2 separate regions of the Homo sapiens genome follow, and region 2 is linked to region 1. Evidence: chromatin contacts called from ENCODE Hi-C or POLR2A ChIA-PET data. All regions are on one chromosome and are shown on one strand. Each heading gives the region's core, a stretch centred on a gene start or an enhancer-like site at or near the end of the contact. The rest is flanking DNA. Distances are from core to core; before and after follow the strand shown.

Evidence for each region. Hi-C counts contacts between places; a loop is a spot of excess contacts on that map. ChIA-PET counts read pairs that join two places held with the same protein, here RNA polymerase II (POLR2A). Pooled maps may share reads with other maps.
Region 2: a loop to region 1 is called in a pooled map, with 2.2 times the contacts of the local background. The contact joins two enhancer-like sites. A Hi-C loop is called at or near these places in 1 of 50 pooled maps. POLR2A ChIA-PET finds 5 or more read pairs at or near these places in 2 of 52 experiments (BJ and PC-9).

Annotation. Positions count from the first base shown.
Region 1 is chr11:12,506,008-12,510,577 of GRCh38, reverse strand. PARVA (parvin alpha) reads right to left here. Exons shown (of 13, transcript NM_018222.5): 7 at 1,936-1,994. Among named protein-coding and RNA genes, the nearest start is that of PARVA, 130 kb to the right of the region's middle. Within about 2 kb of position 2,366, at least 6 of the 41 ENCODE cell types and tissues checked have a DNase peak (open chromatin) inside an H3K27ac peak, as active enhancers do.
Region 2 is chr11:12,813,007-12,817,576 of GRCh38, reverse strand. All of the region lies in intron 3 of TEAD1 (TEA domain transcription factor 1), which reads right to left. Among named protein-coding and RNA genes, the nearest start is that of TEAD1-AS1, 110 kb to the left of the region's middle. Within about 2 kb of position 2,621, at least 19 of the 41 ENCODE cell types and tissues checked have a DNase peak (open chromatin) inside an H3K27ac peak, as active enhancers do.

The DNA.
Region 1 (4,570 bases), core at 1,117-3,616:
CCATTTTTCATTCCCAGTTTTGGGTATGTCTTTATCAGAAGTGTGGAAAAAAAACTCATACAGTGACTTTGGGCAAGCTAATGAACCTTTCTGGGCACCAGGTCTCTCATCTCTAAAATGAAGATAATTATGGTAAATACTTAAATCAGATGTTGTGATTATTAAATGATTTAATATCTAGAAATATTTTAGCATAATTCCTAGTATGTAGTAAATGCTCAAAACACTTTTTTCCAAATACACTTTTGGTTCTCATAATGATTATTATATTGGTTTATCCATCAGCACACCTGTCACCCACTAAGTGAGCACTTGCAAGTAGTGCACTGGAAAGAATAATGAACTTGGAGTTAAGTGCTGGATAAACCAAGGGCACAGTCTCCTTCCTCACCCTTGGGCTGTGGGGTTTTAGGGGGTGTAATCATGGCTTCATGTGTTTACTATCAATATCAATAGATAGGAAAGTGTCCCATAAATTGTACTGTGTTGTCATTATTAGGACATTGCATCCATGTTTATGTCTTTGTGGCAGAGAGAGGGACCATAGAAAGCATAACATGCATCCGAGAGATTGTTCAATAATCTGAAACTTCACACTCCCTGGTTTGGGAGTTTCTCCCAGGCCATGCTCCTCTCTGCTCTGTCGTCTTCTTTCCCAGAGGTGAAATAGTGGGCACAGGCAAGCCCAGCATAGGGGAGGGGTGGTGGGCGGTGGGACAGTGAGGAATTCTCCTTTCCCAACAGGCCTGGCTCCTCCCATCCCTCACAGAACCAAGGCCAAGGTGTGCCCTATAGATCAGTTGACCCTTCAGCTACCAAGACTGGCCTCTGAGGTGATACAGAGGCTGCTTGATGGGGTCTCTATAGGCCATAAACAGGGCATCTTGGGAAAGGCCACTTTACATCTCTGGCCCCTAGTCTCGGCCTGGAATGCCCACGCCCCTTAGTCCTTGTTAAGCCATGTACACAATGTGATCTAGACGGGCAGTGCCCCAGACTCCTGTCAGTCATGGCTGGGCAGAGGGCAGGAACCTCCTAGAGACTGGATGGGCTTGGCAGGTACGGGTCAGCTGTGCTGGAGAAAAGATGGAACAGCAGCTACAGAGGGCAAGGGAACGAAGTCACAGCTGTGACCACAGTAAATCTTTCCTACCTCTCTGGGTGGGGCAACTGAGGTCAGAGAGGTTAAGGGACTCACCTGGTGAGTAAGTGGCAGAGCCTGTATTTGAACTCAAGTTGGGTTGGCTTAGCAGCCTCTGCTCTTTGCACTATGCTGCTCTTGTTCAAGGGGGACTCAGAGAAAAGTCTGGGGAGCAGGGAATGCTGAAAGCTAACTGCCTGACTTTGCATGGGGCCAGGGTGCAGTTCTCGGGATCACAAACTCACCCCACACTATGAATTTTTTTTCTGCTTGAGGAGAAAACTCCTGTTCCCCATGGCAAAATTTTGATAGGTTCTGATATCCCAATTTCTAAAAATAAATGAAAAAAAAAAAAAAAAAACCACCCCAAACCAAAAGACAAATCTAAGGTAGAGAGGCTTTCTGGGTCATGGCACATGCCCAAATCAGATTCAGAAAAGGAAGAAAAACGTCCTTTTGAAGGTTAACAATTTAAATTCAACCCAGTGTTTATGGCATGACGATTTCATGCTGGGTTGGCTTTTTTTGGGCACACTTTTTCCTGGAGTGGCACAAAATTAGAAGTTTTCAATCACTGCTAATTCCGTCTCCCTACTTCCCCACCCAAGTTTGTACCTTAAGCATTGAGAGGCATGTTTTGAATGCATGGAAAAGGCTAAACTATAATCATTGGCTGAAGTCTAATCCCTCCTGCAATCCCAATAAATGAAAACTAAATATCAGCAAATGGATGAATTTCAGAGAAACATCTGTGTTCCATTACAGAATCGCTGGCAACAATGGTGTTGACATACTCTGTGTTACCAGTTATTTCCTCTTGGATTTGCCGAGACTGGAGGATTCCTTCTCGTTTCTGAAATGGGGGTGGGGAAAGGGGTTGGGAGGAGAAGAGAAAACTATGCTTTAGAAAAATACAGAAACACTGATGAGCATTCCTGATAATGAGAAAGTTACTGGTGTTTAAGAAATGCACCCAAGATAAGATAATGCTGGAAGTGAAAGGAGGTCCTGATTTTCAGGGACTGGACTGAACCATTAGGACGCAAGTGCAATTAGTGTTTAGTCCAAACAAGTAGGCTGTTTCTTGGATGGTGAATCTTTCCTTTCTTTATTGGAAGACATGCTGCTGGAAGCAAACTGTTTGCCTCCTGGAGTAATCCACAATAAACCAAATGGAAATGAAGGCCAGGGTGTGTCTGCCCTCCAGCTGGGGCCACAGAGGGAAGCTGAGAAACACATTTAACTGGGGGGCTGGGTGGAGGAACTGAGGCCAACTAGGAATTCAGACAAGAGGCAGAGGGTTTTTTTTTTTGGTTTTTTTTTTTTTTTTTTTTTTTAACTGATAAATATGGGAGCTTTTAAATAAGTAGTAAGTCCTCACTCAGGTAACTAGCTTATTCTCTGAGAAAAGGTTAAGCATGTTAGAAACTCGTCCGTCCGTCCGTCCATCCATCCATCCATCCATCTGTCCACACTTCTCCCATCAACTTATCCTCTTTCTTGTTTATTTCATTAATCAGTGCCCTCTATGTACAAGGCCCTGTGCTGGAGTTAGAACAAATACTATGGAGTATATGATATAGTTTCTGCCCTTGAGGAGCTAAAGTCAATCGGGATAGAAGAAGTAGACACCTGAGAATGGTTTCCCCAAAACAGTCCTGGTTTATCCCTGATGTCCCAGCATATTAGTAAGATTCCCTTTCATCTCAAAAGTGTTATGAATAATAGATTACGTGGTCACCCTCGGCAGAAAGTGCTGAATGCAGGCCAGGAGCAAGCACTTTTAGCTAGAATGGTCAGAGAAACCTTCCAAGGGGAGGGGGCCCTGGAGCTGGACACTGAGAAGGGGTTATTTCAATGGGAGGAATGGCCCCAGCCAAGAGGCAGAGGCAGGACGCACAAATGTGTTCCAGAGGCCATCCAGGGGAGGGCAGCTGCCATCAGTCAGGGGGCAGCTCTGAGTGCCAGTTTGGAGGGTTTAAAAAGCACTGTGTGGGCATGGGAGCTGACGAAGGAGGTAATGTTGGGGTGCAGGAAGACTTTCTGATGGGTGTGAGGAGGGAGATTCATTCTACTACGTCCCTCCACCACCAGCACCAGACACCTGGAGGATGCTGTGACATAGCAAGCGATTGACCAAGCAAATGCATCTTCCCCAAGGCTGAGATGAGCGTGAAGAAGGAAGGAGCCTCTGAACTTGGGTGGCTCATCTGAGCCCTGCCTTCTCGAGCCTCCTGCCCAAAGTTCCACAGAACCCAGAGTCCTTGCAAAATACTTTTACAGAAGAAAGGAAGAACTGGATAAGACCAAGAGTCTATCTGGCTTAGATTAAGAATGGACTAATCAAAACAAAAAAGGAGGTAAAAGAAAAAAAAAAATCTATCATTTAAAGAGGACCAGGTGAAGATAAATCAGGACTTCTTTCCACATGCAGTTTCAACACAGGCTGTGTTTTCATGTGGGGTTAATGGAATCTGTGTCCTTGTCCTGCATGGCCATTCATAGACGTAAAACCTCATCTCCAACTTTCTGCAAAATTAAATGCTTCTGCATAGAATGGAAAAGAAATCTGGGTTCAATAACCCCTCACACAGCATCCTGATTCACCTCCACCCATTATTTGTTCCCTAAAGAGTTCTCCCTGTGGTTCAGTCTGTGACTCACCACCAATTCTGAGTCTTGCTTCTGTGCCTGTTCAACTTGATAAAGCAAAAACACCCCATAAAACCTGATGTGCATTAATGCCATTTTATGGAACATGTCCTCTTTTCTCCCTCATGCTAACAAAACAGCCTACAGGAGAAATTAAACTGACAACAGGCTTCTGATGGCCTATAATTGAGCTCAAAATAAGGCAGGAGACACAGGCTTGCAATGACCACTGTTTCAAAATAGAAGCCCCCTCTCTCCTGCTCACATTTTCAGTCATCATTCAGTCTGTAGTAATTCCAGCAGGCAGATTTTATTATTTCTGTTAGAGGGCTGTTTATTCTAGCTGATAAGAAAAGTCTTAAGATGTTCAACAAATTCATGCACAAAGAACTGGACTGGATTTGTCACAAAAGAGAAGATAAAGAAGGGCAATTTACATAAAAGTATTTATCTCCTCTAGTGATAAGAGAGCTATTATAAATGAATATAACAGCAGTATGTTTACTTATGAAAATAATTTTTAAAAATTTCAATGTTAGTGATATGTGGTCACTTTTAAAGTACTCTTTCATGAACTGTTTCAGGAACCATGATTAAAAAAAAACAGACTATATTTTCCAGAGCAGTCTGAGGTTCACAGCAAAATTGAGAGGAAGGTACAGACATTTCCAGAGATTTCCTATATATTCCCTGCCCTGACACATACTTGTCCTCACCCACTTTCAATATCCTACACCAGAATGATACACTTTTAACAACCGATGAGCTTATAATTGA
Region 2 (4,570 bases), core at 1,372-3,871, 310 kb before region 1:
TTTCTGGACAGCACACGGATGATGAAGTCGACAAATTTTGAAGAGGTCGGCACTCACAGGCACCGAATACATTAAATGTGATAGATGGTGTAAACACTCCGTTCACAAAAAAGGGAAAATGTTTACATCTGGCAAAATAATTAAAATAGGGTACAACAGATCAACAAGTTGGGAATTAGGTACATGCCAGTCTCTCTCCATAAACAGGAGCAGGAAAATCTCAAATGCTGGCCATTTATTCTCCGTCTGGCTGACCACTAAATGTTTATTCTCATCTCCTTCAAAAGTAAAATTGGCTAATTTCTAGGTGTTAGAAGAATTATTTCAAGCTACGCATGCTCTGAAGTGCCTTTATTCCAAGAACATTAGTAGTTTATTACAAATTCTGGCTTTAAAGGCGTGAGATAATAATATCAGCGTGGCAGAATCCAATTCAATCCAAGCAGCGCAAGGCCTGAAGAAACAAAGGCAAAGTAGCTAGCGTGAGCCCAAGGAGTGCCCTGCGCGAGGTTCTGCTGATCCAGCAGCGAGTGAACATGAGACACATTTCAATTGGGCAGTGTGCATAAACCTCGCCTCGGCTTTGAGGGAACGCTGCATCACACATGGAAAGAAACACTATTCCAAACCAGCGGGCCTCTGCACATGCTGCCCTGATGGCCAGAGAAGGCATCTTGAAGAACAGGGAGGGGTGCAGCAGTTGTAGGTTCTCTACATTCTCATTGTAATGCCATCATCACCTGTGTCCCACTTTGTCCCCTCCACTAAACCATGAGCATCTTAAGAGCAGGAACCAGGTCTTACTCATCTTGAGATCCCTGTCCCTAGCACTGGAGAGTCACACAAAAGATGTGCTAAATAAATAGCCACAGGGTGTAAATTATCCCTCTCACTCTGGAAGTCTTGTACCTGGCTTGTGTATAGCAACTAAACTCACCCTCCTCCTTGCACTGGCCCACTGCATCACCAGGAGAAAAAAGTCACCCAAAGAAAACGTCTTCCTGATCTCCACGGATTACAGCTCCAATGTGGAAATGCCCCTAATAAGCCAACAAAAGTTTTCAGTTACCTGGGGCGTGTAAGCCACTACAAATACCAAAAAGGGGGCGGGGTAACTTAAAGTGTTGAACCTACCCTGAAATCCCCTGGAAAAAGAGCGTGCAGAAGAAAAGGGGCTCCTGGGGCAAATGACCAACAACTTTGGCTCAAGTGTCCTGACAACAAGAGCGTATACAAGAGAACCGTTCTCAGAATGCTCCTCCAAAATCCTACAGGGGATTTCCAGAGGGCCTAGTGAGAGTGTGGTCAGAGACACTGGAATGAGAGAGGGTGGCAGCAAGGCGGGCAGCTTGACTTCATCCAGCCTCAAAGTGGGACGTGAGTGCAACAGTATCGGATTGATAAAAAGCCACCCGAGTGCAGGCACAGTGCAAAGTGGGAAGGCTCACAAGCCACCTGGCATCAGCACCCCCGTGACTGCCCAACAGAAGAGACAGGAAGGCAGACCGCAGCTTGCTCAGCCTTAACAGAGGCCCTGTCTAGGTTCCTAAGAATTCTCAGTCTTCTGAAAACCTAAAAGGACCTCAGTCCTGGGCATATCAAAACCTGAAGTGCTGTAACATGTAATTTAAAAGGATTAGCTCTACGTCATATACATGATCTTAACTTGCTGGCTCTTCCTTCTTTCCTCTGAGCCATGAAGTAACAGGAAAGAATTCATTGATCTGTACCCGCAGGCAACAACTTATATGTGTTGGTGTGGCCGACACCTGCTCCCTCATGCACCCCAGTGCTGAAAACACAGAAAATTTGTCCTTTGGCCCCATCTGTGTCCTGAAGAACACATAAGTAACACATACACATATATCACAAATGCCCTTAAAACTGTTGAATTTCTATACTTCTGCCCAGATTACAATTTAGTCCAATCGTCATCACCCAATCATTGAAGCTACTTATTACTTGGTTACATCTAGTTGAAACACCTGTTAAGAGGGGCATACCATCATGTCATGGCCAGTTTTAACTAAGAGGGAAGGTCCACACACATATGGTTACACACTGTGTTTTGCATTTTTGCAGCTTGGGTCCATTACAGTTCTGTGACCTCTTCTCCAGATTCCTCTACTTAATATTCATATTTTCCAAATTACTTTAAATAACCCACAATCAAGTACGAATAAAATATGTGAAGAACAAAAACCAAACGGAAACAGCTGGGGCAGAGAGAGCATTATTTATGTTATGTTATAAATGAGGGCAGTGGCTAGCTATCTGGGAAGGGAGGGAGGGAAGAAGAAAGGGAAAAAGGAAGGAAGGGAGGATGGGAGGGAGGGAAGCTTCTGAGTCCCAGCAGGCCTGTCTTCCAGCCCACTGCGGGAGATAAACACAGTTTCTGTTTAAAACTCACCCCCTCTGAGATTTGGGGACAGGGGCTCTGGAACCCACAGAATGAAACCTACCCTTATCTATAAACAAAGCCCGGCTTTGATGTTGGCCAGCTTGCCTGCGTCTTTCCCTTTTCAACTGAGGCTTATCAGCAGAAACATCTCCATTAAGCACTTAGTCAGCAACCATTACAGGCCCGTTCTGCACTGGATGCCTGTTTCTGAGAATAATGAAAGAAAAACGCATATGCCTTGCCCACGTGGAGGCAGCATTCACTGATGGGTGCGTGCGCTCCGGGACGCGTGCACACACACACAGACACACACACACAGCTCGGGACGGACGGGGACACACACACACACACACACACACACACACACACACACACACACACACACACACACACACACAGAGCTCTGCGATGGTCAGGGGTGGCTGGACTTGAGATCAGAATTCCTGGCTGTCTTGCTTACGGTGTGACAAGCTTCCTAACATGTCTAAGCCTCTCGCCCTTGCTGCTATTAGGGGATTAAATGAGATGACATGCGCAAAGACTCTCAAGTGCTGTCACGCTCTTCATTTATTCGGCTTCTGAATCACTTCCAATCTGGTCTTCCCTTCCATGGCACTAGGCAGAGCCCTGGCAACCAGGACAGGGACAAGACCCTCAGGCTTCCTAAAGCCAAAGGTGCCTTCCCTTGCCCAGCAACAGAGGTCCCCTTCCAGGCAGAGCTCTCTAGCCAGGCCAGCGGGGGCCTGAGGGGGTCAAAGATTCCAGCTGCCCTTCCTTCAGCGCTGCCAAAGGCCCCTCACACACTCTGGTTCCTACAAACTTGTTTCAAAGGGAACAAACTCTGTTGTCAAGAGCCAGAGTGGAAGCAGCACCCAAACACTGCCCCAGTGGCCCAGGACTCCATCACTGAGGACAGAGGCTCGCTTGAACTCCCCGGGCGTCCAGGTCCCCTGAGCGTGGTCTCTGGCCTCGGTCAGACATCCTCCTTCCAGAGAGAGCAAACAATGACATCCACTGTCAGTGAGACCACTCTCCATTCCTCCCCATACGTCAGCCCTGGTGACCAGTGAGCGTAGCAGGCAGCAAGCAGGAGGTGAAGGGGAATGAGACACGGCTCCCAGAACAGCTTGTTTGTGTCCAGCTGTTGAGAACCTTGATGCTGTGCCAATGGGGAAAGAAACATCCTCCTTGCAGCACTTCTTTTCAGGGCCTCGGACTTGTGGTCAGCACCTCCCAACCATGTCCAAGAGAGAGCTGGACACAGGCTACACCCCATCCTCTCTCCTCCACCTTGGCTGGTGACTCAAGGTGTAGGAGGAGAGGACACACCCCAGCTAAATCCAAACACAACCAGGAGATCCCAGATGAACTTGCAGTTCAGCACGCCACCCCCTGGCACCACTGCCACCCCTGCAGACGGGCAGGAAAGCTGACAAGGACTAAGTACCCACTGTGAGCCAAGTGTGTCATGGTTAGCATCTCAATGAATCCTTATACAGCCCTGCAAAGAAGGTGCACACTGAAGTTTGGAGAAATTAAGTAGCTCACACAGTCACACAGCTCTTATCTCAAAGAGAAGCCTCTGGGCTCCTCATATTTCCAGAAATGGAAAGCACAGTTCTTGGCTTTGATGTTACACTGCTTATCAAAAGCACCACTGTAAAAAATGAAACATACACACATGAAGTATGGGAAATGTTATTTTCCCAGGCCCACATTTGGGATGTCCAGCCCACAAAGACTTCCAGAAGGGCAGAAGATGATCCACAGTGCTCATCCCACCTCAGCAGCTTTTCTGTCCCGGCGATCCCCTAATTTGGCTCACTTGAGGCACTCTTAAAGGTGGCTCTCTTGATGGCTGATTGGAAGATGGCACTGCCATAACTTCACAGAGAAAAGAAACCCAAACACCTTCCCTGGCATCCTTCCACCTCCAATTGCCAAATATCCAAAGTGGTGGAAGCTGCTTCCAGGGCTCCCAGGGAGCCCCCAGTTTGCCCACTGCCTCTACAGCTCCACCTCCCTCAGCACAGTATCTTGACCTAAGACTGAACTCCTCCCTTCCAGCTCCAAGCCGGCTGGACTGTCTGGCTTGCCCTCCCAGGCCACGTCTGCTCACTGATAAAAGTTCACTAGGAGCATCTGGACACCAGCTATTCTGCTCACGGA